Linked DNA regions of Homo sapiens: region 2 is linked to region 1. Evidence: chromatin loops called from intact Hi-C (ENCODE). Cell type or tissue: PC-9. All regions are shown on one strand. Links, peaks and the distances in the headings refer to the core of each region. The heading gives the core; the rest is flanking DNA.

The links. Peaks named below come from ENCODE experiments on the same cell type or tissue, not always from the same donor. Only the 100,000 strongest peaks of a DNase experiment are listed, where the experiment ranks them.
Region 2: a loop joins it to region 1, with 5 times the contacts of the local background. A loop is called at or near these places in 4 of 110 quality-filtered maps.

What each region holds. Positions count from the first base shown.
Region 1 is chr1:43,466,197-43,481,904 of GRCh38, reverse strand. No RefSeq gene overlaps it. Among named protein-coding and RNA genes, the nearest start is that of HYI, 20 kb to the right of the region's middle. RefSeq lists enhancers at 5,493-5,787, 8,892-10,091. In PC-9, for the core only: no CTCF peak of the experiment used is centred there; DNase peaks (open chromatin) are centred at 5,654, 8,924 and 9,345; H3K27ac peaks cover 4,217 bases.
Region 2 is chr1:43,515,346-43,531,053 of GRCh38, reverse strand. It overlaps PTPRF (protein tyrosine phosphatase receptor type F), which reads right to left and starts at 171. Exons shown (of 34, transcript NM_002840.5): 1 at 1-171. RefSeq lists an enhancer at 9,284-9,784. In PC-9, for the core only: no CTCF peak of the experiment used is centred there; DNase peaks (open chromatin) are centred at 4,783 and 7,753; H3K27ac peaks cover 2,799 bases.

The sequences.
Region 1 (15,708 bases), core at 4,705-12,704:
CTTCTAAGTGGAATTGAAATTTCAAAAAATTAGCTTGGTTCGAGAAGTCTTCTTTGTTATTTTTAGCTTGATGGAGAGCTAATCAAATAAAACCCAGCATGTATAGGCCTTCAGAAATTATTGTTTCCTTGGGATTGTGCTTTCCAAGTAACAATTTAACATGACTGAAGCTATAAATCTATGTTGTGAAAACTGCAACAGATGTTTTCCTTTAAACGTCTGTCTGTCTATGTGTGAATGGGGCTGAGCAGTGTATAATTCACTCCATTTATATTAACATTTATGAAAAACACATGGTAAATTATTTTGCAACATGTACAATTTTCTTTCCTTTGGTATGAATTTGGCTGATATGAAGTTGACTTGGTCTTCAAACTGATATTAAACTCTGTTCCAGTATAATTTTTGAGAAAACAAAGTTATGAATTCTTTCTTCTTTCAGTTATGAATTTTTAATGCAAAATGCTGTTGACCTGTGTTTGCTTCATCTCTAGGTCAGGAGAGGATCTAGAACCCTTTTCCCTCTGATCAAATGATAAAATTGGATTGTTAGGGCAAAAAATTTTTGTTATATAGATTTTGAGATATTTATTTATTTATTTATTTATTCTTTTAGGTTTTCACTCTGTTGCCCAGGCCGGAGTGCAGTGGCGCCATCACAGCCCACTGTAGTCTCGACCTCCTGGGTTCAGGGATCCTTCCACCTCAGTTTCCTGAGTAGCTGGGACTACAGGTGCATGCCACCATGTGTGGCTAATTTTTTGTAGAGACGAGTTTTCGTCATGTTGCCAGGCTGGTCTCAAAGCAATCCTCCTACCTCGGCCTCCCAAAGTGCTGGGATTACAGGCATGAGCCACCGTGCTGGGCCAATTCTTAAAGCAATGCACAGGAGTAAAAAATTCAGAGCCACTACGCCAGTCAATAGTATGATAATTTTGTTTTCGGGATATTTCACTTAAAAGCGGGTTTCTATGACTTTTTTAGATATCCAGCTGGCAATGAGCAACAGAAAATAGTGGGGAAATATTGTTTTAAAAGTTGATTCAAAGATATCACTTCTGAGCAAAAAGAAGGAACAGTGAAAATGGTAGCAGGACTCTTAGACCTCTGCTTTGTACAACACAAAAATAAGTTCCAGATGGGTAAAAAAACATAAATAGTTTATTTCAAGCAACTGCTGTCTGGAGAAACCCTCCCAGTATAGAGCACTTAACATGCTGGATGAAATACAAGAAGCATCTTTCTTTTTAAAGGCATGGCAATGTTGTCAGAAAAGGAAGAAGAATGATCAGAAATAAGGAGAAAACACCACTCCAGAAAAATTCTAGCCAGAGCTGGTGTTTGCCAGGTGACATCTGCCAATCCCTGGAGAATTAGCAAAGTGCAGAGGACAGGAGTTGAAGTGTGAGGCTTAAGGGGCAGGGAGGTTGGATTGGAACTCCCCACATAAAGTTGGGGTTCCCTGAGGATAAACTAGAGAATTGAGCAAACTAGAAAAGTCCCACCAACAGAAAAGGACAATGAAGATTACCTATTTCCTAACCATGGGACTGTCCTCACTTGGGAGCAATGCCTCATAACTGTGTGCTTCAAAATGAAAATCTTTAAGCCTAAGATTTAAAGTGATTCTAGGATTGTAGTGCCCCAAACTGCCCCATAGAAACAAACATAAATTGGCTGGGCATAGTGGCTCACACCTGTAATCCCAGCACTTTGGGAGGCCGGGATGGGAGGATCACTTGAGGTTAGAAGCAAAAATGGCCTGGCCAACATGGTAAAACACCATCACTACTAAAAATACATAAATTAGCTGAGTGTGGGGGCAGGCACCTGTAACCCCAGCTACTCAGGAGGCTGAGGTGGAAGAATCGCTTGAACCTGGGAGGCAGAGGTTGCAGTGAGCCGAGATCACCCCACTGCACTCCAGCCTGGGTGACAGAGGAAGACTCCACCTCAACAACAACAACAACAAAAAAAAAAAAAAAAAAAAAAAAAAAAAAAGAAAGAAAGAAAGAAAGAAAAAGAAAAAGAAACAGACATAAATCTTCCATGGAGGAACACACTTTCATCCAGGGCTCAATTCTCACAGATAAATTTCCAAAGAATGTGAGTTCAAACACATTAAAAAAAAAAAAAGTCCTCAAACATAAGAGATAATAAGCCACTATGTGTGAATCAACAGAAACAATACACAACAGAAGCAGACGTATACCTACGATAGCTACCAGAATTATTAGATGATTTGGCAATGGAACAACAGACCATTGAGAGGGATTAACGAGATTTGAAAAGAAACCAGACAGAACTTCTGGAAACTGAAGATAAAATGGGAAAAAAATAGAGGTCAAAAGGGTAGTTTATACACAGGTGGAAAGAAGATAAATCTGGGAAATTGCCCAGAATGCATTAAGAGGAGATGAAGATAGTGAAAATATGAAAGGTTAAGAGACATGGAGGAGTGAATGAGAAGATCTCACATAAACCTAACAGGAATTCTAGAAGGAACAGGAGCTGCAATATTCAGAGACTGTGGCTGAGAATTTCAATACTAGATAAAAGATGCTAATTATCAATATCAGATTCATAAGGACACACTATTCCCAGACAGTGTAAATAAGAAGAAATATACATCAGCACACATCTTAGTGAAACTGTAGAACATCAAAGATGAAGAGAAGAGAGAAAAGACAGATTATTATATGAGGAAAATAATTAGACTAAAAGCCGACTTTTCAATAGTCTCAGTAGAAGTTAAAAGATGGGAGAATTGGCTGGGCGTGCTGACTCATGCCTGTAATCCCAACACTTTGGGAGCCCAAGAAGGGCAGATCACCTGAGGTCAGGAGTTCGAGACTAGCCTGGCCAACATGGCGAAACCCCATCTCTACTAAAAATACAAAAATTAGCCAGGCATCATGTCAGGCACCTGTAATCTCAGCTACTCGGGAGGCTGCAACAGGAGAATCACTTGAACCCGGGAGGCAGAGGTTGCAGTGGGCCAAGATCATGCCATTGCACTCCAGACTGGGTGACAGAGCAAGACTTCATCTCAGAAAAAAAAAAAAAAAAAAAATCAGAAAAAAAGAAAACAAAGCTGTCCAGCCAGTGCCAAACTGTGAACTTTCCACCATATCTCAGAATCTGCTATTCCCCAAACTACTTTTTCTTTTCAGTAATCTTTCTGAAGGGCCTGTTGTTTAGTGAATTTCTTTGTTATTTTAAGCCTTTAAACTGTAAATTCCATCTCTTGCAATAAATTTATTTCTTTTTTTGCTTTACTTTGTTCAGAATTTCAGGTATTTAGCTCCCTTTTTATTATATGTATATATATGCATATATATATAATTTTAAGACAGGGTCTCACCGCATTGCTCAGGCTGGAGTGCAGTGGTGCAATCTCAGCTCACTGCAGCCTCAACCTCCTGGGCTTGAGTGATCCTCCTGCCTCAGCCTCCCAACTACAGGTGCACACCACCACACCCAGCTAATTTGTGTGTGTGTGTGTGTGTGTTTTGTAGAGTTGCCTAGGCTGGTCTTGAATTGTGGAACTCAAGGATTCACCTGGCTTGACCTCCCAAAGTGCTGGGATTATAAGATGAACCACTGTGTCCAGCCCCTTTTATGTTATTTTTAAATTTTTCAAATTATCTGTTATAGGGCATTCCTCCAGAAACAAAGGGCAAAATTTAACTGTTGTGATGAACCATGAGGACTCTAATTTTTGATTCTATGCATTTAATCATTGTCTCTTTATTTTAAGACTTTTTAAATACAGATATCATTTTTAAAGAAACAAAAAAGATGGGAGAATATTATCTGCAAAATACTGGAAAAAAGTAATTGTTCAATTGTATGTTCAGCAAAATCTTGTTCAAAAGTGAGAGCAGGCTGGGTGTGGTGGCTCATACCTGTAATCCCAACACTTTGGGAGGCGAAGGTGGGAGGATCCCTTGAGGCCAGGAATTCCAGATCAGCCTGGGCTGGTTATGGTGAAACCCTGTCTCTACAAAACACACAAAAATGTTCCAGGTGTGGTAGCATGCTCCTGTAATCCAGCTACTCAGGAGGCTGAGGTGAGAGGATCACTTGAGCCCAGGAAGTCAAGGCTGCAGTGAGCCATAATTGTGTCACTGCACTCCAGCCTGAGTGACATAAGGAGACCCTGTCTCTAAAAACCAGAAATAAAAACAAAAGGGAGGACAAAATATAGGCATTTTTCAGGGGAACAAAACCAGAATATACACTGTATTTACTTTCAGTTGACTAAAGAAACTGCTAAAGGGTAATCACATGACATACTCATCATTAGGGAAATACAAATTAGTGCCACAGTGATACCACTACATACCCACTGGAATGGCTAAAATTTAAAAAGACTGACCTTATCAAGTGCTGGTGAGAAAGTGGAGCAACTGAAACTCTCACACACCACTGATGGAAAATATAAAGTGGTACAATCACTTTGGAGAACAGTTTGGCATTTTCTTAAAAAGTTAAAACTACATCTACCACATAGCCCAGCCATTACATTCCTTGGTACTTACCTAAGACAGAAGCAAATATATGTCTACACAGAGACATGCTAGTGTTTATAGAAGCTTTATTTGTAATTGCAAAAAACTAGAAACAACCCAAAGTCTATAAACAGGTGACTGGATAAATAAATTGTGAATATACATATGATGTAAATATTATCTGGCAATAAAAAGAAATGAATACTGATACATACAAAAGGATGCACTTCAAAATAATTATGCTAAAAGAAGCCAGACCAAAAAGAGGACATTCTGTATCATTCTATTCATATGAAATGCTAGAATATGCAAATTAATCTTTAGTGATGGAAAAACATCAGTGATTATCTGGGGACGGGTGGGGTCAGACAGGGGTGGGAGGAAAATGAGGAAACTTTTGTAGGTGATGGGTATGTTCATTATCTTGATTTTGGTGATGATGATGTGAGAACTTATCTAATTTAAATACATATAGTTAATTGCACATCAGTTATACTTCAATAAAGCTGTGAAAAAAAAAAACAGAAAGAGAGAAAAGAAAAGAAAAAGAAACAATTCAGTGGTGTGCTGGAGCCCACAAAATTTGAACATCTCTTCGCACCTGCTCATTCAGTGATGTTACACTGATGGCTTGGAATAAGCCATGGTGGGAGTACATTTCCACACCAGAAATTGACTACAATTCAGGGCCCTTCCCTGCCCCTGAGCCAGTTTACTCGTCACCACTGGTGTATACCAGGCATAAGGTAGCATCGCAAATTTCAAAAGCAGCACCTTAAATGCAAGAAAAAATTGTGAACAGACATGAAAAGCATGTGAATAAATCTAAAAATAAAACTACAAAATTTTGTTGATGTCAAATTTGTGAGGTTAAAGGCAACAACGTAGATCTAACACACAGGATGACAGTAGCACGTATGTCTGAAGCAGGGCAACTGGAGTTCATCTATCCCCAAATCCTTGGCTTGATTGGGACAATGATACAGATATTGACTTTAGACATTTTTAGATAAAATACGAATGCTAAACTGGTTTACAGTAACCACGAAAAGCACACAATTTGAATGCATGCTTTCAAAACTTGTAGAGGAAAAATGCAATGAGAGAAAAACCGTAATTAAGTCCAAAAGAAGGGCTTGCCCTTCACCTGCAATTCCTCGCATGCTCCCATCACTGATAATGTGGGTAATGATGATGTCACCACATGCCATGGATTACTCACTTCCTCATTCTTCCCCAGCAAGGTTATCGCTGTGTTCCTCAAATACATGAGCAACGGAATTCCAGAATCCCATTTTGAGGAACTATTTTCTGATTTCACAATGGCTATGTCAGTCTGAGTTCAAATAGGAAACAGATGGCACACTGAAATTAGTATAATTCAAGGGGGCTTTTATGAAGGGGCCATTTATGAAGGTTTGGACAGGGTATCAGGGACTCACAAAGGATAATGTAATCATCCAGAACTAATAACAGCAGAATTACTGACATCCCCAGATGAAGACAGGGAATGGTTTCTGGAATCCAGAAGGAAATTCCTGTAGAGTGGGCCACGTGGAGAGCAGTGGTGGCTTGTGGTCAAAGGACACAGCCAGCCCAGGACCTGTAAGGGAGCTCTGTGGCTGGGGATCTGCATTGGCTGAACCCAACACGAAGCCAGGAGACAAGGACTCCACTGGCATAGACCATGCGGGGGCTCTCCTAGGAAAGCGAAAGGGGAGGAAGGGTGGAGAGTAATTTTTTTTATTTTTTATTTTTTAGACAGGGTCTTTCTCTGTTGCCCAGGCTAGAGTGCAGTGGCGTGATCACAGCTCACTGCAGCCTCAACCTCCCGGGCCCAAGCAATTCTCCCACCTCAGCCTGCAGAGTAGCTGGGACTACAGGCATGTACCACCATGCCCGACTAATTTTAGTGTTTTTTGTAGAGAGAGTCTCACCATGCTGCCTAGGCTGGTCTTGAACTCCTGGGCTGAAGCAATCCATCCACCTTGGTCTCCCAAAGTGCTGGGATTACAGGCGTGAGCCACGGTGCGTGGCCAAGAGTATTTTATATCTTTCATATACATATACATATGTGATATATATCCATTTGTCTATATCCCCTCATATATTTGTCATATATCATACATATAGTGTATGTTTAAATGAATATTGATTGTTTAAAATAACAACAATAATGTCTTGTGGAGTTTAAAACACATGTAGAAATAACAGGCTGGACGCAGTGGCTCACGCCTGTAATCCCAGCACTTTGGGAGGCCGAAGTGGGTGGATCACTTGAGGTCAGGAGTTCGAGACCAGCCTGGCCAAGATGGTGAAACCCTGTCTCTACTAAAAATACAAAAATTAGCCGGGAGTGGTGGCATGAACCTGTAATCCCAGCCCCTCAGGAGGCTGAGGCACAAGAATCCCTTGAACCTGGGAGGTGGAGGTTGCAGTGAGCCGAGATCACGCCACTGCACTCCAGCCTAGGCAATGGAGCAAGATTCCATCTAAAAAAAAAACAACAAAAAAAAGAAATAACATAGATGACAAAAATTACACAAAAGGGAGGAAGAGAAGGATAAATGGAATTAAACTGTTGTGAGTTTCTTTCATTGTTTGAGAAGTAATAAAAGTACTAATTTAAGGCAAACTCTAGTGAGCCAAGGAGTTCTATTTTTAAAATATACTTCTTATTTTAGATAGTTTTAGATTTACAGAAACATTGAGAAGATAGTACAGAGGGCTTTCCTGTGCCCCACATTCCCTTTCCCGTTATTAACATCTTACATTATGACATATTTGTCACAAGTAATGAATCAATATTGATACATTAGCTAAAATTCACACTGTATTTACATTTCTGTAATTTTTACCTACTGTCCTTTTTTGTCCAGGATTTGATCTAGGATCCCACATTACATTTACTTGTTATGCCTGCTTAGGCTCCTTGTGGCTGTGACAGTTTCTCAAATGGATATGTATATGACATACACATATACATTCATGTGTCCTTGTTTTTCACAGTTCTGAGCAGAACTGGTTGGGTATTTCATAGAATGTCCCTCAGCTGAGATTTGTCTGATGTTTTTCTCATAATTAGATTGGGGTGACCTGTTTTTAGGGGGAGGAAGGAAGAACAAGTGGTAAAGTGTCATTTGCATCACATCCTATCAAGAAGAACACACTATCCACATGACCTATCGCCATTGATGTTGACCTTGATCCCCTGGCAGAGGTAGTGTTTGTCAGGTTTCTCCACTGTAAAATTATTTTATTTCACCTTTCAATAGTGTACTCTTTGGAAGGAAGTCACTATGTACACCCCATAATTAAGGAGTGGGGTATTATTCTTTCCCTCCTTTTCAAGGGCAGAGTATCTACATAAATTATTTGGAATCGTGGTGCAAGGGAGATTTCTCCTCTCCCATTTATTTACATATTTAGTCATTCATTTATATCAGTCTGGAGTCTTGGATATTTATTTTATACTTTGAGTTATAATCCAGTACTATTTTACTTATTTTTTTTTTTTTTTGCTTAAAAATTTTCAGCGTTGACCATTGGGAGCTCTTTGATTTGACTCCTGTGTCCTTTTGGCATACTCTCAACATTTTTTAACACTCCTTTACTTTCCGGTACTACAATATGATTCAGGGTCCTCCTGTATATTTTCTGTTTCAATTTGAGCCATCCATTTCTCTGAGGAGCCCCGGTTTCTGTTATGAGAATGGCATTAGAACTGGATGCTAGGGGTGTTCTTTGCTCCTAGGCCTTCTCAGCTGACAGAGTAAGGGAAGATATGTGTGTACACTAGCCTGTGTACACACACATGTATATATATACGTGCATGTCATATACAAGTATGTATGATGTATGTGCCTATGTATATATGTATGTGTGATATATAAACATATTTCTGGATGTAATTATCTGTGTCTATATTAAACTAAACATGAGTTCATAGTGATGTAAGGAGATATTTTAATCTCTATAGTAACCACTAGAAGAATAAAAAAAGAATGTATTAATAAAACTAACAAGGTAATAGAGGAAAAAAATAGAATAATAAAAGTAATTAGTCCTGAAGAAGGCAAGGACAGAGAAATAAAGGAACAAAAACCAGATGAGACAAATAGAAAACAAAGAGCAAGACGATAGATTTAAATGTGAAGAAAAATAAACAGTAACAGTATCGGAAAAAGTTTAGGGGAACATTCACCAGGCCAAATCCACTCTCCACGCTTCCTCCCCCTTCGCTTTCCTAGGAGAGCCCCCTCATGGTCTATGCCAGTGGAGTCCTTGCCTTCTGGCTTTGTGTTGGGTTCAGCCAATGCAGATACCCAGCCACAGAGCTCCCTTACACGTCCTGAGCTGGCTGTGTCCTTTGACCACAAGTCACTACTGCTCTCCACATGGCTCACTCTGCAGGAATTTCCTTCTGGATTCCAGAAACCATTCCCTGTCTTCATCCCTTCAGGCCTAGGGATGTCAGTAATTCTGCTGTTATTAGTTCTGGATGATTACATTATCCTTTGTGAGTCCCTGATACCCTGTCCAAACCTTCATAAATGGCCCCTTCATAAAAGCCTCCTTGAATTATACTAATTTCAGTGTGCCATCTGTTTCCTATTTGAACTCAGACTGACATAGCCATTGTGAAATCAGAAAATAGTTCCTCAAAATGGGATTCTGGAATTCCGTTGCTCATGTATTTGAGGAACACAGCGATAACCTTGCTGGGGAAGAATGAGGAAGTGAGTAATCCATGGCATGTGGTGACATCATCATTACCCACATTATCAATGGTGGGAGCATGGGAGGGAATGCAGGTGATGGGCAAGGCATTAAGAGATCAAGTAGCGCCGGCACTTAATTGCTATGGCAACAACAGTGATTAAAAAATAGTAGAAACAACTGGATTCTTTTTACTATCCTAAGAAATTTATATAGGGAAAAAGAGAAAATCAAGGCTATGGAAATACAATTAAAAAGACGCATGGAAAACCAGAATGCCTCCATGGTGGCCCTGAGGGGTTCCTTATTTCCGGTAATTGAAGGGTAAATATGGCTAAGAACTAAGTCTATGGTCTGACTGTTAAAGTTGTAGATTTGCAGCAGCAATTAAATGCATAACGCGGCCAAGTCTTTTATGCCAAGGCAAGGTTCTCGGGGAGGACTCTCAGATACAGGAAGGGGATACAGGATGCCTGAAAGGCAGGCCTGATTGGGCTGAGACTTTTGAACCTCTGTTCTCCTCTAAACCTTTTATTCTGGCTGAAGGAGCTATCTCTCCTCTGCATAAAAGCCTTACAATCATTGTTCCCAGGGCAGTTGCCCCATATGCTAATGCTAACTCTCCTCAGGTCCCCTCCCTTACCTCTTATTACCTTCAGGCCCATAACAAAGTAGAAGGCCTGCTCCAGAAAAAGCTAGCTGTACTCTTAAAGACGTGCAAAACCCCGCCTAGGTGGACAGTCAGGGTAGTCAAGGGAAAGGTCAGGGAGTGGATTGGGAGGATGGTAGACAGCCACTTCTCTAGGTGTGGTCCCTGGACCAACAGCATCAGCATCATCTGAGAACTTGTTAGAAACGCAAATTCTTGGGCCTAACCTCAGATCTATAGAATCAGAAACTGTAGGGGTGAGACCCAGAAATCTGTGTTTTAATAAGGCTTCCAGGTGATTCTGATTTGCACTAAAATTTGAGACCCCCCCACTCCCTGACTTAATAGATCCATTAGATCCTCATGTTCCTGAGTCTTCAGACACCTTCCTCTACAGCATTACTACTCAGAGCTGTTGTCCCAGATCAGAGGCACTGGCATCACCTGCATCAGAAAATGCAGAACCTTCGACCCCACCCTAGACTTATCAAACCAGACTCTGCATTTAAAAAGATCCTCAGGTGCCGTGCGTGCTCATTAAAGTCGGAGAGGCCGTGTTCCACAGCGGTGGCTCTCGAACTTTGGCATGGATGAGAATCACCGCACTGTGAGCACCAATGTGCTGTGCAAACCTGCTCACTTCTCCCTCACCACGGCCCCTGAGAAGGTCTGAAGGACACTTCCCTCACTAAGGTATTTGGAAGTCCTTGAAGAGCTCTGTGGTGACTGTCATCTATAGGCTGGAGATGACAGTTGGGGACAATGCAAAGGAATTGGGTTTCTTGATCTTAAAGAGAATAATGGGACCCCACAGTAGATGAGGCAAGGTGGCCATGCTTGCTGGTCAGACAGGAGGTAGCGCCCCGCAAGCCACAGAGACAGAGTGGCCATCAGAGTGCTGTAATCTGTAGTGAATTGTGGCGCAGTTCTCTAGAAATGAAATACTTGGGCAGCCTGTGAAGGTGCTGCCTGACAAATACAGGTGAAAAATTCTAGGTTTCTGGGTAGAAACTGGAGGAAGATTCGTGGCCTTTTACCCAATTCCTAGACCTAAGTCAGTTCATAAACTCGGATACCCACAACTGAGGAGGGACCCTGCAATGTGGTCACGGATGTATATTGTGTGTCTTCTCCAAAGCCTTCCTCAGAATGGCCTGCAGCCATTTACCAGGGCAGCTATACACTAGGGAGAAGGAAATATACTAGATACTCCCAAGGTTAATAAATATTGACCCTGAACTCACTCTGATCCCCAGAACCCTGAAGTGCCACCATCATCCACCAGTGAAATTTGGAACTTATGAAAATCAGGTGATGTATGGAATCCTAGCCCATACATCCTAGTCTGTCTAACACAGTGTCCACAGGATCAGGTATTCATCCTGTGTTTTTCCCTGACTCCTAGAATGTGTAGAGAAAAGAGAGATATGTAATAACTGGCAGAATGATTATATTGGTCCTTTGACCCATGAAATTAAGACTTTTGTAGTGAAAAGGAGGGCAAAGTGGAAGCTCTTGTTGATGGAGATCCCTCCAGCACTCACTTCCACGCCCACCATACCAAGAAAGTAAAAAATACTTCAACCTGGGGGAAACTACAGTGATTAATGCTACCACCAGCAACTTGAGATATGCATAGGTGGCAATTCCCAGTACATCCCCATTTAACTTACTTATCTGGCTAGTGCAAAAGCCAGATGGGGCATGGAGAAAGAGATCTTTGTACATTTATTCACATAGTGATGTCAGTCACAGCTACAGCACTAAATGTGAAATACTTACTGTGGCAATTCAACACAGCCCATGATATCTGGCATTCAGCTTCTGACCTAGAAAACATTTTTTCCCCCAGGAAAATCCGAAGCAGTTTGCATTTACATAGCAGGGCAAATAGTATACCTCTACTATCTTACACCAGGACAATATCAAGTTTCCTTTTCTCTGTCATAATATAGTGTGATGGGAACTTGATCATCTTGATACCCTACAGGATGTCATTCTGGTCCATGACATTGATGGAATTATGTTAACTGGACCTGGTGAGTAGGAAGCATCAACACTCTAGATGCCTTTGTAAGACATATGTGTGCCTAAGGCCAAGAGGCATATTATGTAAGTGAAGTTTCTAGAGGGTCATTGGCGTGGGTAATCCTTCTCTAAAGTGAGAGACAAGTTGCTTGCCCTTGAATTTCACAACACAATGATGGAGACACACTTTGTTTGGGGGAAGCCTACCTTGGACTCCTCCATCTTGAAAGGAATAGAATTTTGCTTTCATGCCGTAAACATGTCTTCTGGGTACACATTTGTCTTCTCTGCCTGAAGTGCTTCTTCCAGCATCACTTGTAGACTTACGGAATGCCTTATTCTTCACCACAGTATCAAATACAACATCATCTCTGATAAGGGGGCCCATTTTATAGCATAGGAAGTATGGCAGTGGGCTCCTGCCCATAAAATTCTCTGGTGTTATGATGTGGCTTATCAATTTGATGGCAGTGGCAGCTCGTCTGGAGTGGCTGCTGCCACATGCCAGCTGTAGCAGGGAGGTGCGGCCACGGCTGCACACTCCACAGAGCCAGCAGGAGCTGGGGACAAGTGGGAGCCCTGCCCCTTCTGCATTGGTGGGGAAGGAGCTCCCTGGGTGGTGCAGCTGCAGCTGCCCAAGTCGTGGCTGCGGACTTGGGCCTTTCACTCCACAGAGCAGGCAGAAGCCCCACCCTTTCAGGTACAGCTACAACCACCCAAGTCATGGCTGTGGACCCAGGCATCTCTGTGCTCTTGGGGGGTCCAGGAGCAGGCAGGAATCCCACCTATCTGGGTGTAGCTGCAACCGCCCAAGCTATAGCTGTGGACCCAGACAACTGGGCACTCTCAGGGGCCTGGGAGAGTCCCCCTTCCTCCTGCAGGCTCAGAGGTGTCTGCTCCCACTGCCTGGCCTCTTCCCACTCCCTTGTCTGCTCCAATCTCAGAGCAAGGTTGGGGCCAAGCCTGGGTGCTGTCACAGCCTGGCTGGGTGTGAGAACACTTGGGGCAGTGCCAACACGCCAGCCCCCTGCCACCTTGGCCCCCTCCAGACTTTGGGCACTAATAAGCATAGGAGGGAAGCCAAGGGGAAGTTGAGGGAATCTTGGCACAGGCCTGCAGGTGTTCCTTGGCACAAACAGCCTGGGCACCATCAACAGCAGCAGGAGGCAGACAAGCTCCCGCACAGAAGGGATCCTGCACAGTAGGGAACGGGTCTGTGGTGAGGCCCGACCTTCAGGCCAGGGAGGGCCTGAAAGCTAGGGGTGGGACTGCCAGTCTGAACTTGTGGTGCCTTTTCTGGGCCCACCCATGGCCACCCATGGACCAATCAGTACACACTTTGTCCTTCTGAGGCCCATTAAAGCCCCAGGCTCAGCCAGAGCTGAGCAGATGTCCCAATGACCAGCTGCAGAGAGGAGCTTCCCACTCCAGGGCCTCCTCTGAGCTATTGTGTCACTCCACACAGCTCCTCTTTGCCTTGCTCATCCTGCACTTGTCCATGTACCTCATTCTTCCTGGACGCAGGACAAGAACTTGGGACCTGCTGAATGGTGGGGCTGAAAGAGCTGTAACACAAACAGGGCTGAAACACACCCCTTGCTCACCACATTGCAGGAGAAGAAGAAAGAAGAGCTGTGGCCCTTTGGGGAGCCCAGACCTGGGAGCTCCCCGAGCCAGGGCTGTGACTCCCTCTTTGAGGCCCTGAAGTTCCTGAAGTCTCCAAGCTTCCGGGTGCCACCATGTTCCCTGGTGCCAGCCATAGAAGCTGCTTGCAGTACACCTGGTCTAGCTGCAGCCTTGCAGAGAGCCAGCACCTGTGCTGACACCTGGAGCTGCCCACCCCACTGCAGTAGCCAGCACGCTTGCCTGTAAGCAGTGGCCAGACCCCATGCTTGCTCACTCACATACCCCTTACTGCTCCACACCTGGCTTGCCCTTGGCAGGCATGGCATCCAGGTCAGTGGCATGAGCCGAGTACAGCCTGCCAGGTTGAGTGGGAGGAATGAGCCCAGTGGGCCCAAGCAAAACTTGGGCAAAGACACTACTCGCCACAGAGGTTTCCAGCCAGAAAGGCAACACCCCAAGGATCCTGCAACAACTTGGAAGCAAGTAGCTTGAGAGAATGGTGAAACAGATTACTAAAGGCTCATTACAGTGCCCTCTGGAAGGCAACACCCTCCAATGTGGGGGTGCTCTCTCATAGGGTACAGTGTATGCTTTCAATCAGAAGTCAACATATGGTGCCCATAGCCAGGCTGCATAGGTGTAAGAACAAAGGGATAGTGGTGGGAGTGGTCCCTCTCACTATCATACCTAATAATCCACTTAAAGGCTTAAAGAGTATCCTTGCAATCTTAGGCTCCATGGATCTGAAGGTCCTAGTGTTCAAAGTGGTAATTCTTCTACCAGGAAAAATGACCATTGTTCCAGTGAACAGACAAATAAGAAGACTTCTTTCTTCACTGGGGCAATTGGTCCTGATTCTCAGGGGATAATTGTGTTGCTGGTATATGTTTAGGGCACCTCTTAGTCCTCTCTCGCTCTAAAGTCCTGGTCAGTGGAAAACTGTGACAACCCAATAACGTCAAGACCATCAAAGATTCAAATCCTACAAGAAAGAATGTTAGGGTCATTTCACTAGGTAAAGACACCCATCCATCTGAGGTGCTGGATGAGGAAAAAGGGAACCTGGATCAAGTGATGGAAGAAGGCAGAGGTGATTAGCAGTTTAGGCCCCATTCCCAGCTATGGAAATGGGGACTATAAAAACTGGTTTTATGTTACCTTACTGTTTGCTGCCTGTATTAGCTTCTTCTTCTTTTTTTCTTTTTAGAAAGGGTCTCACTATCACCCAGGCTGGAATGCAGTGGTGCAGCCTTGGCTCACTGCAGCCTCAACCTCTCAGGCTCAAGTGATCTTCCCACCTCAGCCTCCCAAGTAGCTGGGACTACAGGTGTGCCCCATCACACCCAGCTAATGTTTTTTCTTTTTGTAGAGATGGGGTCTCACTATGTTGCTCAGGGTGGTCTTGAACTCCTGGGTTCAAGCTCTCCTTCTGTGTCGGCCTCCCAAAGTGCTGCGGGATTACAGGCATGCTCCTGGCCTCCTGTATTAGTTTCTAGGGTTATATAACAAATTATCACAAGTTAAGCTGTTTAAAGCCATACCCATTTATTAGTTCACGGTTTTGTACATCAGAAATCTAGGCCTGGTGTACATGGCTGGATTCTCTGCTCAGGGTCTCACAGGACTAAAATCCTTGTGCGGCATGGGCTACCTTCTCATCTGGAGCTCAGGGTCCTTTTCCAAGCTCACACGATTGGGGCAGAATTCAGTTCCTGTGGCTAGAGAACTGAGGCTCCATTTCCTTGCTGGCTGTCAGCCAGGGGCTGCTCTTAGCTCACTGAAACCACCTACACTCCTTGCCACAAAGCCCTCTCCATCTTCAAGGCCACCAATGGAGAATTTTTCATGTATCACACTTCAAATCTCTTCCACCAGGAAGAGCCCAGTTCCTTTTAAAGGCTAACCCAATTAGGTCAGATTTACCCAGGATAACCTCTCTTTTCTAACTGATTTGAGAACTCAATTGCCTCTGCAAAATCCCATCACAGCAGCCCCTTGATTTGTGTTTGATTGAATAACTGGGAGAAGGTGTGTGGCACTGGAAGGTGCAGGAATTTGGGGATGCTATCTCTGAATTCTGCCTGCCACACCGCGCCTCACTTTTACCCAATTCCTTATTTGAAGAACACCAGTGGCAGTCATGCTCTAGGTTTCAGGGGGAATTATGCCAGA
Region 2 (15,708 bases), core at 4,007-12,006, 50 kb before region 1:
CAAGCCGCTAGGGCCGCTGCTCCCACTCCTCTGCCGCCGCCGCCTCCACCTGGTCCCGCTCCCGCCACCGCCACCCGAGCTGGAGCCGGAGCCGGAGCCGGAGCCGGAGCCCGAGCCCGAGCCGGAGCCGAAGCTGGAGCCGCCGCCTCTGCCGCCGCCACCGCTCCCGCCGCTCCCGCGCCAGCTCCAGCCGCGCGCTCCCCTCGCGCTCGCGCCCGCGCCCCTGCCCCTGCCGTGCGCGCCCCCGGCGGCGCCCCTCCCCTCGTGCACTCTCGCTCGTAGAGCCGCGGAGCCGCTGAGGCCCAGACAGGCCACAACCCAACGCCAAGTCGAAACCGACCGGAACCTCAATATTGAACCCGAACCCCAATAATGAACATAGACAGACCAAACTCTGATACTACATCCAGATCCTTCTAGTGGCTCCCAGCCCTAGCATGAACCTAATACCACTCTAGGACCCCATTTCCTCCCCATACAGATCTGAACCTGATACTGAGCCCACACCTTGCCCTAAACCCAATATTGAGTCCAAAGCCCTTAATCTGCCCCCAAATTAGCACAAGTAGTAATTTTGTTGTGAACCTCTATACTGATCCCAAATACCAATTCTGACTCTAAATCTCTTTATTACTTCTACTTGCCCTAACCTTGATAGTGACGCTAGCACCAACGCTGGACCTTAAATGGAACCCTGTACTAATGCTCAGCCCCCAGTCCCTAAATGAACCCTAAAGTCCAAAAGCTACCTTGCTATGGACCCCAGTTATCTCTCTTCTGAACCCCAAGCCTTACATAAAACTCCAGTACTGCTCTCCCATTCCCAGATCAACACCAATGCACTCTGAATTCGATTCTCAATTCCAGAGTTGGGATTGGGTCACCATAAAAGGACCCCCAAACACAGATACTGACCTGAAACCCCACCCAAACTTGAGACCATTTAGGACCCTAAACCAACCCAGCTTTAATAATAATCTTGGAACCCAAGATAAGACTGGCTTTGCAGAAACTCCACACAAAGCCCCTTCATCCTCATGTTCACCCTCCACTTCTCTGACCTAGTGTCAACCCCAAGCAGAGACTGACTAATACCCCAATATTATACCAATTCCAGCTGTGAACCTTACATTGGCCTCGGAATTAAAGACATGATAATGCCCTCTAAATGTAATTTAAATGTCAGTACTGAGTTTCTGACTTCTCATACCAAACTCAAATAATGACCCTAGAAATTTCTGGGTGAAACCAATAACCTACCTGAAGATTTATTCCAAGACCTACTGATCAGAGGGATTTGATGAGCTTCAATCCAAGCGCCCCTGCCTCCAGACCCCGCCCCCACGCAATCCGTGTTAAAACCACTTAAGAGTCAGCCAAAGCCACACCAGCTCTTTCCTATCTACCCCACCCCTCCTCCCCCCGCCGCTTGCTAGGCTTCACCATGAAGGATGGGGGACCTACCCCCACTGCCCTGGGTCAGGTAACTGAGCAGAAAAAGAGATGAGGTTTCTCCTCTGTGGGGTTTCTTCTGTGGGGTCTTTCTGATAACCCTGTAAGTTTGGAGTCAGGTGAGAAATAAAATTTGGAGATCGTTGAGGTGCCTGGATTCAGGGATCACGTGGTAATGTGCAGGGCATGGTTGCTGTGGTGTTCAGGGATCTGGGCTGAGGAATCAGGTTCTGGTAACCACCTGATTCACTGCCTGTTTTTGTCCTGAACTTGAATTCACAAACAGTGCGTGTGCGCCCCCTGGCGTATGAGGAGGGGATGGGACTGGCTCCAGTGATTCTGGACAATTTGGTTTGGATGACAAACGGATCAAAAATGAATATTTCCAGTGAGTGGTTTTTCACCATTGGTAATTTTGGTGCACCACGGGGGAGGTATTGCAAATTTTATGCATCTTTAAGCATTTTTGCCTTTTTTTCCAGAACTTTGAGGATTTAGAGATTCCCTCTCGGCCCCCAAATTTTAAAAGTATACTTTTCAGCCAATTATTCCTGCCCATTGCTGAGTTATTAAAACAGTTCTTTTCCTTGGCTTCATTGGCCCACCCTCTCCTCACTGGCTACTGTCTCTGATTCCTTTACCACCTCGTCTTCTGCTCTTCCGGGACTCTGTCCTAGGCCTCCTCTTTTCTCCTGCTCTGCCCCTTTTCTCTGGATCATCTTGACCACTACCAACCATATGCTGATGACTTCCAAGTCTCTATCTCCAGTCTGGGCCGCTCCTGTGAGCTCCAGATCCATATAACTAAGAGCCTCCTCTGTCCCGCCCACCCCAGATCTGCTTACCTTCAATACTGCCCGTCTCAGGCAGTGGCATCTTCAGCAATTTAATCACTGACATGCAGAGACCTTCCCTCCTGCACCACTGTCCAATCAGTCATCAGTCCTGCAAATTTTGAAAAACAGAGACTAGAGACCATATGGCTCCATGAGGGACACATGCAGAGAGTTTCTGGCTTTTGGGTTTCAGTCCACACACGCACAAAGCCAAACTGGTCCTAACTTCTCTTGCATGCAGTTATAATATAATGCCCCTTAAGACTTGCTCTACTGGCCAGGCATGGTGGCTTACGCCTACAATCCCAGCACTTTGGGGGGCTGAGGCGGGCAGATCACCCGAGGTCAGGAGTTCGAGACCAGCCTGGCCAACATGGTGAAACCCCATCTCTACTAAAAGAAAAAAAAAATACAAAAATTAGCCAGGTGTGCACCTGTAATTCCAGCTACTTGGGAGGCTGGGGCAGGAGAATTGCTTGAACCTGGAAGGCAGAGGTTGCAGTGGAGATTGCTCCACTGCACTCCAGCCTGGGCCACAGAGCAAGACTCTGTTTTAAAAAATAAAATAAAATAAAAGACTTGCTCTACCTTTAGTGTGTTTTGGCACCTCAGAGCCAACTGTACCTGTTTGGAACCATTGTTTCCTCCAGGAAGCCATCCTGGCTGTCACCACTGTTTGTATCTGTGCCTATCTCCCTGACCTGTGGACAGCAGTTCCTTGCAGGCAGGAGAAATGAGTCCACCTTGTTCCCTGTCATATCCCAGTGGCCAGCACAGGGTCCTCACACACAATAGATACTTGATACATATTTGTTAAAGAATGAAGATTGACTTTCCTATCTGTGCTCAAGGAACCATCAGACATAAATGACTAAGTGAGGGAACAGCTCCCTGACCAAGTCTTAGAGCTCATCCAGCCCCAGTCTTCTGTAGCCCTGGCATGCACTAGAAGAGGGGCTCGTGGTGTTCGCTAGCCTGTGTGCCTGCTAGCCTGGGCCTTGGTAGTCCTGAAGCTCTGGCAGCCCTGTTCCCTCTGCCCCGCATTGTCAAGGCTACTGAGCACAGTACTGGAAGGTAGGTGAGCTGGGACCCCTGGCTTCCTGTGGTTGAAGTTAGCAGATGTGCTCACTGCTGTGCCAACCAGTCTCTTGCTCCAAACCCCACAGGGACACAGGGGTCTCAGAATCCTAACCCATTGGCGTCTGCCCTCTCATTCACCCACATGTGGCAAAGTGTTTGTCGAGGCAGGGCAAGAGAATGCCTGTAAGCAGCCTGCCCAGATCTCTGCATGTACGCCATCTGGAACTAGATACAAACCCAAGGTAATGAAACTAGAGGCCTAGGTGCCAAAGCCACATGGATGAGAAGCTCAGGTGGCCGGGCCTGGGAGAGCGTGATAGCTGCTGAAGGAGAAGAGCCAAGGCTCTGTCCAGTTTGCCAAACTGTGAGCACGGGGTCCACGTGGGGCTGCCCTGCTGCCCTGCTCCTGGGCCTGGCGGGGAGGGATGTCCTTGTGCTCATCTGTGAAGGCCGAGTGGCACCATGTGGTCATTGTGTGTCTGCTGTGTTCCAGCCCCAGGGTGCAGGGTGAGGAGAGAGCCAGATGTCAGCTCCCACTCACTGCTCACCCTTTGTCCAGGTCCTGGGCCAACTGGACACTCTCTGCAACTCATGACGTAAATACACCTTTTGGTCATCCCTTAGTTGGTCTAAACCAAATTAAATTCAGCTTGAGTCTCTACCCATCAGATCAGCAAGATTTCCCTATCACTCATGGCTGCCCTTCAGCTCCCTCCGATCATCCATGAACTCCAGGGGTTTGCACAATCCCAGAGATGGTCAGTCCGTGCTCCACAGCCTTGCAGAGAAAGGTGGAAGGATTTTTCAGGCTGCTGCTGCTGCTGTTGCAGACATCAGTGGTCACAGTCACAGGGCTTCCACTATTTTTTGCCCATCTGCAGGGCCTCACTTGTCCAACCTGGTCCTTGGGAAGATAACCCTCTACTCCCTCCATCCCAGCTCTTTCAAGAGGACCTCTCCCACAGGCCCCCGCAGTTGCAGCCCTTAGTCCTTGGCTTTCGAATCGCATGCAGCCACTTTCTTCTGGGGGCAGGTCAGGGTGGGATGGAGAATGCCTGTTCCCCTGCCCCTCTCTTCCATGCCAAAGCATCAATTCCCCAAGACACAGTGGTATTCTCCCTCTTAGCTCAGACACAAGAACTACAAAACGGCCTATTTACTTTCTCAGGTATGAGGTGGGAGAAAAAAGGCCCAGGACTTAGAACACAAAAGCTTGACTAATGCTTTTTTAATTAAAAAAAAAAAATTTTTTTTGTAGGGACAAAATCTCATCATGTTGCCCAGGCTGATCTCGAACTCCTGGGCTCAGGAGATCCTCCAGCCTCAGCCTCCCAAAGCGCTGGGATTACAGCAGCCATGAGCTGCAGTGCCTGGCCCTGGCTAATGCCTTTCATTTCTTCCGGCTGAGTCACTATGGGCAGGGAGAAATGATACAGGAGTTAATTTCTCAATGAACACTGCTTATGTTTCCCGGAGAAAACAGAAGCCACCACAGGAGGACTCCCTCATCTCCCACTACCAAATCCGCAAACCCACACACCTCTCCTCCTTCCGCTCTGTCTCCCCTGTGCTCAGGGTGCTCCGGCGCCTCCAGGCTTTGCTCTCTATTCCCCGTCCACTGCACCCTCTTCACTATAGCATTCCCATCTGCCCATGCGCATGTCTTTCCCATCCTAAAAAAAATTCCCTCCCTTGGCCCCACACGCCTCTCCAGAGTGGGAGAGACTCAAGTGCCTCTCTGTTCTCCTTCCCCACAAACCCAAAAGCCATTTCTACAGGACGCCTCTATTCCTCCATCTCCTGCTCGCTCCCCAACCCACCACAACCCTGCTTTCTGGCTTTCACTGATGTTGCTCTTTTTTTTTTTTTTTTTTTTTTTTTGAGACTGAGTCTTGCTCTGTCGTCTAGGCTGGAGGGCAGTGGCGCCATCTCGGCTCACTGCAACCTCCACCTCCTGGGTTCAAGCGATTCTTCTGCTTCACCCTTCCAAGTAGCTGGGATTACAGGTGCCCGCCACCACGCCCAGCTAATTTTTGTCTTTTTAGTAGAGACGGGGTTTCACCATATTGGCCAGGAGTTGGTCTTGAACTCCTGACCTCAAGTAATCTGCCTGCCTCGGCCTCCCAACATGCTGGGATTACAGGCGTGAGCCACCACGCCTGGCCTGATGTTGCTCTTGATATAATGACTCTTCCCCTCCATTTTGCCAAAGCTAATGGCTGGGCCTCTGTTTCCAGCTTAGTGTACTCCTCAGTGGCCTTTGCTACTTCCTGCCATCAGCCTGGGTTACTTCAGTGCCGGTGCAGACAGACAGCTCCTGGACCTCTCATCACAATGGCCGACCCTTGAAGGCTGCCCAGCCTACTCTTTCTAAGCATCCCACGCTGGGTCCTGTCCTCTCCCAAAACTGCTCCTCTCCTGCTCCCACCTTGCTCCCTCTACCTCGCGATCACTGCTCCGTCTCATCAGATCTCTCTGCTGTTGACCTCGTGTTCTCCTAGAGAGCTCTCCTCAGCTCTCTCCTTTTCACTTTTCTCCTGGTCCAACTTAGATGCCAAGGTCCAGCATTTTAATAACACTCTTGTCAATAACCCAAGCCTCTTGGCCTCTCTGCCTTTTTATCATATCTGTCTGGCAAAAAGCCAGCTCCAAGTGAGCCCTCCTGTCTGCCGTCACAGGGCGGTGCTCAAGCAACCACATGACTCCACAGGTCAGACAGATGTTCCCTTAAAGCAGGGACTACATAGGGGCCCTCTGCGCAGTTCTCCAGTCGGCTTGGAACCGCACTCTCTGTAACGGCTATTCCAGCCCTCCCCATTCTCTTTACACCTTCAGCCAGCCCATTTTCCCCTCGCTGTCAGATGGGACCTTGCCACATCTTTATAGAGAGGATTAAAGCCACCACAGAATTTTCCTGGCTCTCCACTAGCACATTCACACACCTCCCCACATCTGCCCTCTCTCCTGCTGCCTTACAGGAAGCACCCTCCTCCTCTCTCAGGCCAGTGTCTCTGCCAATCCTAGATTCCCTACCCACTCCTGCTTCTCAGGCCCCTCACCTATCCATTGTCCCCTCCTTCCCTGAGCACCACCCCCAACCTTCAACTGGAGCCATCCATAAACCTACTCCCTGCATGCTTACTTTCTCCTCCATTTCTCCATCAACTTTATTTATTTATTTTATTTTTTGTAGAGGTGGGGTCTCACTATATTGCCCAGGCTGGTCTCGAGCTCCTGGCTTCTAATGATGCTTCCACCTTGGCCTCCCAAAGTGCTGGGATTACACATGTGAACCACAGCACCTGGCCTTTTCTTTCTTTCACATTTAAAAAATTTCAATAGCTTTTGGAGTACAAGTGATTTTTAATGGACGAATTATAGAGTGGTGAATTCTGAGATTTTGGTGCATCCGTCATCTGAATATCGAACATTGTACCCAATATGTATCCCTTACCACCGCCATCCTCCCACTTCTGAGCCTCTAAAGTCCATTATACCAACCTGTATGCCTTTGCGTACTCACAGCTTAGCTCCTGCTTCTAAGTGAGGATGTACGGTATTTGGTTTTCCATTCCTGAGTTCCCGGCCTCTCTTCTTTCTTTCTTTCTTCCTTTTTTTTTTTTTTTTTTTTTTTTGACAGAGTCTCGCTTTGGCACCCAGGGTGATGCGATCTCGGCTCACTGCAACCTCCACCTCCTGAGTTCAGGTGATTCTTGTGCCTCAGCCTCCCGAGTAGCTGGGACCACAGGTGCATGGCACCATGCCTGGCTAATTTTTTTTTCCTTTTTTTTTTTTCTTTAGTAGACTTAGGGGATTCGCCATGTTGGCCAGGCTGGCCTTGAACTCCTGGCCTCAAGTGATCTGTCCGCCTTGGCCTCCCAAAGTTGCTGGGATTATAGGCGTGAGCCACCATGCCCGGCCCCAGCCTCTTCTTCCATAAGAGTGTTCTGTTTGCCATTATGGCATTCCTACTCACTTCATCCAACATTTGGTCAAATCTGGCTTTTACTATCTCTGCCCCCAACATCTCCCCAAAACACAATGTCTGTGCTATGATCTCCATGTCTTAAAATTTGAAGGCCAGTTTTTTTTTCGGTATTCATTTTCTTAGACCTCTTGATTACTGCATTCTTCAAACCCTAACTTCTTTGGCTCCCTTGACACCATACTCTCCTGGTTTGCCTCTTAACTCCTTGGTCTTCTTCTCAGTCTCCTTGGCGGGGTCATCCTCCTCCACTCAATCCATCAAGTGCTCCTGTCCCTCGACGCCCATGCCTTGGCCTTTCCCCTTCTTACTGTGGACTCTGTCCCTGGTGATCTCATCCATGCCTACAGCATTGAGTACTGTCCATCTGCCGATGATTCACACCTTTATGACTCTTACCCAGGGAACCTCTTGTGTAAGCCCTTGATGGGGAGGAGCCCAGCCAGCTGCCTAGTCAACATCTCCACCTGTGTCCCAAGGGCACCTCAGCCCCAGCATGCCCAAGATCTCCCACCAGATCTTCACTCCCTGATTCCTTTCTCGAGTTCTCTGTCTGAGTCAGTGGCCCCACTGTCCATCTATAGGCAAGCCAGAATCCTGTTCATTTTACCTCCAGAGCACCTCTCTAATCTGTACCTTTCTCTTCAACTCTGCTGATGCCTCACTGGTCCAAGCCACCATTAACTCTTATCTGGACCTCTGCAGCGCCTCCTCACTGATCTCTCTACATCTGCTCTGCCCCTCCCCCATCTTATCTCTGCGCTGCAGCCGCAAATGGGGTTATGTCACTCCGCCACGAAAACCTTCGAATGGCTTACATGGGGCTGGATTAGGAGCCAGCTCCTCCACATGGATGAAATGCCCTCCCTTTGCCTACCTCCCCACCTCATCCAACACAACGCTTCTGGTTCAGTCCTCTGCGGTGGCGCCAGCTTCCTTTCAATTCCTCAAACATACTGCATTTCCCCCTTCCCTCTCCCCATTCTTTCTAGAAGACTTTCCACCCCACCTCCTTCACATGGTAACTCATTCTTCACTTTTGGTTCAAGCATCACTGCCTTGGGGCAGCCTTCCCTGACCCTTAGTCTGAATAAGTACAGGGCCCTGTTGCTGTCTGCCAGAGCATTCCTTTATACTTCTTGTTACACATTTAATGGATTGATGCCTGTCATCCATGTCATTCACTCAATAGCTATATGTTAAATCCATATAAGGTGTCTAGAGTAATGTCTGGCACCCAGTCACTACCCAGTAAATGTTAGCTATTGTTATCCTCAATATCTGGAGACCAAGGAAAGGCAGAAGAGCCCACAAAGGAGAAAAAACGAACAGTCACTAGGAAGGAAAGAAGAAAAGCAGGGGAGAGTTACTCTTTCACTCATTTCCTCTATTAGGCTCACCCTTCTGACGCCGCTCCTCCTATGGCACCTGGAGCTCTTTTCCCAGATATTTGCGTGGCTGTCTCCTTTTCATTTTTCATGTCTGTGTTAGGTCAGGTTTCCCAGAAGAAGACCCTGAGATGAAGTGATTTATTAAGCAAGGGTTCCTGGGGGAAACTGGCAAAGCAGAAGGGGAAGCCGAACAGAGAAGGGGAAGAAGCCAAGCAAGGGGGGATTTCAGGCCATGTTCTTGGAAGAGTAGCTTCAGCCTGACCTCAGGGGGACCCATGAGTGGAAATGTATGCCTCAGTGTTGTCCCCACCCCTGCCAAGGGCGTGAGCCTTCATACCTCCTAGCCTCCTTAGTCATCTGTTGAGGGCTACCAGTGGGGCTGAGAATGGCGGGTGATGAGTACACCCTCTTCGGGGACTTTCTAGCTTGCATGCAGACAGAGTGGCTCCAGGAAGTCGAGGACCGTCCTCCATAAAAGAACTGGTGCTAGCTGCTGGAAGGCAAGGCACGCTGAAGGTGGGGCTGCGTCTGCCTCTCACCCCCTCACCAAAAATGGTGGAAGGGGATCTGAGGGGTCTATCGTGTCTCCACTGAAATGTCACCCTCTCAGATAAGCCTTTGCTGACCAGCTGACCACCCTATCTAAAATAGTTTTCCATCACTGCGACGGCACTCTCTTTATTTCCTTCACATAATTTAGCACAATCTGTAGTTTGATTTCATTTTTGTTTAACAACTGTTTCTGCTGCTAGACTCTAAGGTCTAGCAGGGCAGGAATCTACATTACTTTATTCCTGCCAGATCTCTAGCACTAGGACAGTGCTTGGTATATAGGAGGTGCTCAATCCATCTTTTTTGAATGAATGCATTGGTGAATTAGGCACATGCACTGAGCGCTCAGCTGGGTGAGAGGCAGGTAACGCCAGATGTATGTATAGGGGGCTAGCTGCACCGCGCTGGCCAGAATGTGGCCCGCACAGTTGTGCTTGTGAAGGGGCCATAGAGGGTCAACTCCTCTCTGAGGCAGCAGACATCACCCCGAGGCTGTGTATCTCTCTGGGTCCCCAGCTCTTTGTGCAAAGTGGGATGGAGCCCATGGGGATCCAGGCATATGGGCAGTGGGATTCAGAAGTATAGGGGAGCTTCTGGCAAGGCGCTTGAAGCTGCATAGGCGCATGTCATGGACACCTCCCCACACACATGCCACCAACACCACCCAATGCCTCAGGCTAAACTGGCCTCAGTGAGGGCAGACTAGGCTGCGAGAGGGCGGCCTTGCATTTGGGAAAATATGGCCCTGGCTCTGAGTAAGACCCATGGCACTTATTAGCTGTGTGGTCTTGGACTTCTCTAAGTCTCAGTTTCCTCTTCTGTAAAAAGGGGATAATACTGACTTTGCAGCATTATAGGAAGGACATGAAATTGTGTTTGTAAAGAGCTTCGTCAGAGCCTGGCACATTGTAGGTTCTTGAAAATAGAAGCTATTTGATGATTATTAGAATTAGCATAATCAAGCCTCTAATAGCACCAGTTTGGAGAACTATTTAAAAGCTAATCCCACCAGGCCCCATACCCTGGTAATCCCCGACTGTCTGAATGAAAGCCTGTTTCAACATCCATCCACCTTCTTCTGCAGTTGCCCTCCCCCATCCAGCTCCCCACTGCTCCTTCCTCAACCTCTTAAACTCTCAGCCCCTTCAGACTTCCTCCCTGCAATTCCTGCCTAACTGAGGACACAGCAGCTGCCTCCAGGGGAGGCCACCATTCCACAACCACAGAGTAGTGAGGCAGAGCAGCATCTTTCTCACTCTCAAAAGCCACTCCCAGATCATTATTCCTTCAGCCTCATGGAAAAATCCCTGCTCATTTAAGGCTCACGCCATCTGGCTCTTGCAATTCATTTATTCAACTAAGATTTATTGAGTGCTTTTTCTTCTTTCTATTTCCATACTTTACCTTCTTTTAGAAAAGATTTCAGTGACTTATAAAAAAACATGTAATAGAAGATGCCTGGCACATAGTAGGGCTCTCTATCTAGCTGACTAGTTGAATACACTTTGAAATGTCACATAGTTGTTCACCTCTCCCCAGTGCCCCTTCAGAGGTGGGTTTCATCGAATGTAAACAGGGAAGTAGAAGACTCAGTCTTATGCCTCTCTTGAATTGTTCACTTGGGAGCTGGCTCACCATTTCAAATGTTCTTCTAAGCTCTACAGGGAATCACATACCATAATGCTGGTCACCACCTGGAGCTTGTAATATCCTACCTCAAGAAAATAAATATTTGCTGTCATTATTATCCGTAAGAAACTCTATAAGCAAACTATTACAAGGGCATGTGATGCATTTTAAGGGCTGCCACGTGTTTCAATTTGTCTCTGCTGGGAAGTATTTCCATGGGTCCCAATGAAGAGGTGGGGGATGAGGCAGGTTCTCTGCCCCTTCACCACAGCCTCTTTTTATTCTCTTTAAGACCATTGCCCAACACTGGGCTGCCATATTTACTTGCTTTAATGAAGGGCAGTGCAACTTGAAAGAGGAATTACAATGCAGGAAGAGAATGTGGTAGCTGGGTAATAACGAGGATTTTCCCAGAGACCAAAGAGAAAAGTACCTAAGAGTGGAGGGCTATCTTCTCTCTCCTGTCCTCCATTAGACAGCCTCTCTCCAACTGCATTCTTCATCAACCCTTCCCACGCCCACCAGTGCAGCTTTATTCGCTTTCAGAAAATCCCTTCCTTCCCCACCAGTCTCCTGGATTCCTTCCTTTCCCCTGTGCAATTCTCCAAGTCAGGACAACTCCGTTGGAGTCATGTCTGCAGGCTTCGTGAAGTTGCATCAGCATCAGTAATGCTGGAGTTGGAACCTCCTCCCAAGATCATTCTTGTGGAGAAGGGTGTTGGCATTTGACAGCCCATCCTTCAAGATGGGTGAGAGCCGTCTAATAGGGCTTTCTTTTCGATATCCAATATTTCCATTGGCTTCTTTACATACTGAACCTGCTAAATAAAATGCATTCGTATCCATAGCTCAAACACAGACATTACTTCTTAGGTCTAGTACATTCTAAAGCCACATTGAGAAAGGAAATAATTCCTTAATTGCCTCATAATTAGCAGTGTGTCTTCTCTATTCCCTGGGAATCAGTAAATCCGATTATTGTGGCAAGGGTAGATGTCTGTTCCTTTCTTGATCCCCTTCGGGGTTTGTTCGAATAAGAATATGGTCATAGTCCCTTTAATGATTTCTCAATAATTTTCGCAAGAGAGGCTTTGATGGTTTGATTTTAGGGAGCCTCAATTACATCCTTGCCAAGGGCTGATATCAATTTGGGGAAAGGGAAAGGGGAGGACCTATTCTCCCAGTTACATAAAATTAAAGATAAATATATGAAGAGAGAGAAAAAATGACAACAAGAACAGGAATCAAGACAGTGTGATACTGGCATGGGATAGACATCAAATCAATGGAACAGAAATGAGAGTCCAGAAATAAACCCTTACACTTACGGTCAATTGATTTTCCACAAAAGTGCCAAGGAAATTCAATGGGAAAAGGATAGTCTTTTCAACAAATGGCTCTGACACAATTGAATATCCACATGCAAAAAATATGAATTTAGACTCTTGTCTCATGCCATGTGTAAAAATTAACTGGAAATGGGTCATAGACCTAAATGTAAGACATAAAATTATATAACTCCTAGAAGAAAACATAGTAATAGTTCTCCATGACTTTGGGTTAGGCAGAGTTCTTAAATACAATACCAAAAAGCACAAATAATTAAAAAAAGGAATAGTTGGACTTTATAAAGATTAAAAACTTCTCAATCCAAAGAGCACCATTAGGAAAGTGGAAAGACAAACCACAGACTGGGAGAAAATATTTGTAAATCATATATCTAATAAAAAGATTTGTACCCAGAACATATAAAGAACTCTTAACAACTAATAAGAAGGCAAATAACTCAATTTAAAATTGTGTGGGATGGCCGGGCGTAGGTGGCTCATGCCTGTAATCCCAGCACTTTGGGAGGTTGAAGCAGGCTCATCACCTCAGGTCAGGAGTTCAAGACCAGCCTGGCCAATATGGCGAAACCCCGTCTCTACTAAAAATACAAAAAAAAAAAAAAAAATTAGCCAGACGTGGTGGCGTGTGCCTGTAATCCCAGCTACTTGGGAGGCTGAGGCAGGAGAATCCTTTGAACCTGGGAAGTGGAGGTTGCAGTGAGCCGAGACCATGCCACTGCGCTCCAGCCTGGACAACAAGATGGAAACTCCGTCTAAAAAAAAAAAAAAAAATCATGGGAGGCTGACACAGGTGAATTGCTTGAGCCTGGGAGGTGCAGATTGCAGCGAGTCAAGATTGTGCCATTGCACTCCAGCCTGCGAACAGAGCAAGACCTTTTCTCAAATAAATAAATAAATACATAATAAAATAAAAAGAAATAAAAATTAAAACTAAAATTAAAAAAAAATTGCAGACGGACACAGTGGCTCATGCCTATAATCCCAGCACTTTGGGATGCTGAGGTGGGTGAATCACTTGAGGTCAGGAGTTCGAGACGAGCCTGGCCAACATGGTGAAACCCCATCTCTACTAAAAATACACAAATTAGCCAGGTGTGGTGGCAAGTACTTGTAATCTCAGCTACATGGGAAGCTGAGACAGGAGAATCGCTTGAACCCAGGAAGCAGAGGTTGCAGTGAGCCAAGATTGTGCGACTGCACTCCAGCCTGGACGATAGAGTGAGACTCTGTCTCAAAAAATAAAATAAATTAAGGCATAAGAACTGAAGAGACATTTCACCAAAGATCACGTATAAATGGCCAATAAGCACTTGAAAAGATGCTCAACATCATTAGTCATTAGAGAAATACAAATTAAAACCCCAGCAAGATACCACTTCACACCCACTGGAAAGGCTATAATAGAAAAGATAGGCAATAACAAGTGCTGGTGAGGATGTGGAGAAACTGGAACTCTCATACGTCGCTTACGGGAATGTAAAATGGTGCCATACTTTGGAGACAGTTTGTCAGATTCTTCACATAAATTTACCATGTGACCCAGTAATTTCAATCCTAGGTATCTATCTGCCCAAGAGAAATGAAAACATATGTCCACAGATGGATTTATATGAGAATGCTCACAGCAGCATTATTTGTAATAGCCAAACAGTAGAAACAACCCAAATGTTTATCAACTGTGAATGGATAAACAAAATGGAGTATGTCCATACAGTAGAATACTATTTGGCAATAAAAAGGAATGCAATATGGATAGATGCTACAGATGAAGCTCAAAAACATTATGCTCAGTGAAAGAAACTAGACACAAAAATCATATATTGTATGATTCCATTTGTATAAAATGTCCAAGGAAAGAAAATCTATGGAGACAGAAAGTCGATTAGTGATTGACTGTGGGAAAAGGAACTGACTGGAAATGAGCGCAAGGATTCTTTGGGGGATGATAAAAATGTTTTTAAACTAAATCATGGTGATAGTTGTACAATTCTATAAATTTATTAAAATTATTGAACTGGCCAGGCACGGTGGCTGACATCTGTAATCCCAGCACTTTGGGAGGCCAAGGAGGGTGGGTCACGAGGTCAGAAGTTCGAGACCAGCCTGGCCAACATGGTGAAACCCCATTTCTACCAAAAATACAAAAAAATTAGCTGAATGTAGTGGCATGTGCCTGTAATCCCAGCTACTCCAGAGGCTGAGGCAAGAGAATTGCTTAAACCTGGGGGTGGAGGCAGAGGTTACAGTGAGCCGAAATTGTGCCACCACACTCCAGCCTGGGTGACAGAGCAAGACTCTGTCTTGGAAAATAAATACATAAATAAATAAAAATTATTGAACTATACACTTTTTAAAAAAGACAACAGGGTAGAAAAAAGAAATGGAACTGAGGGTAATATTAAGATCCAAAGGTACTCATAGTAGAGATGGACTCTAAATATGACTGAGCTTCCTGACAGTCAAAGGAAAAAGGGAAACAGGCTTGATTATGTGATTCCTAGGTATCCTTAAGATTAAAAACCAAAATAAACTAAACTAGGTGTTAAGGAGCAGCTTTGTTTTTTCAGTTCCTTAGACCTAAGAAAAATTTCTTCTATTGAGAGGATAATACATGAACTAGTGAACATCCTGGATACTAGCCTACAGTGAATTTATTTTATTTATTTATTTATTGTTTTGACACAGAGTCTTGCTCTGTCACCCAGGAGTGCAGTGGTGTGATCCTGGCTCACTGCAACTTCTGCCTCCTGGGTTCAAGCAATTCTCCTGCCTCAGCCTCCCGAGTAGCTGGGATTACAAACGCCCATCACCACGCCCAGCTAATTTTTTGTATTTTTGGTGGAGACAGAGTTTCACTATGTTGGTCAGGCTGGTCTCGAACTCCCAACCTCAGGTGATCTGGCAGCCTCGGCCTCCCAAAATGCTGGGATTACAGGCACGAGCGACCGTGCCCAGCCTACGGTGACTTTAAATATTTTTTGACAGTTTCATATAATGCTTCTTATTGTCATTAGAGGAATTAAGCTAGAGTTGTGCTATCCAATACGGTAGACACTAGCGACATGGGGCTATTTAAACTAAAATTAAATAAAAATTGGAAATTTGGTTCCTCAGTCACCCTAGTCAGTTCCAAGATCTCAATGCTTACATGGGCTAGTGGCTTCCATACTGGACAGTGCCTGTAGGGAACATTTCCCTCAATGCAGAAAGTTCTGTTGGACATGCTGGTTTGGAGGGCAGTTTAGTAAAAACACATAAAAGTTTGGAGTTGCAAATGGTGGTGAAAGAGTGATGCTGTCTCAACTTTGGCCAGGGCAGAGCTTTTAAATCTACTTTCATAACCTCACACATTGAGAACAGGGACAGAAAGACGGCTTGGGGAGAGGAGTAGAAATTTTATTTTTAAAAATAGGACAAGGCTTAACATAGATATA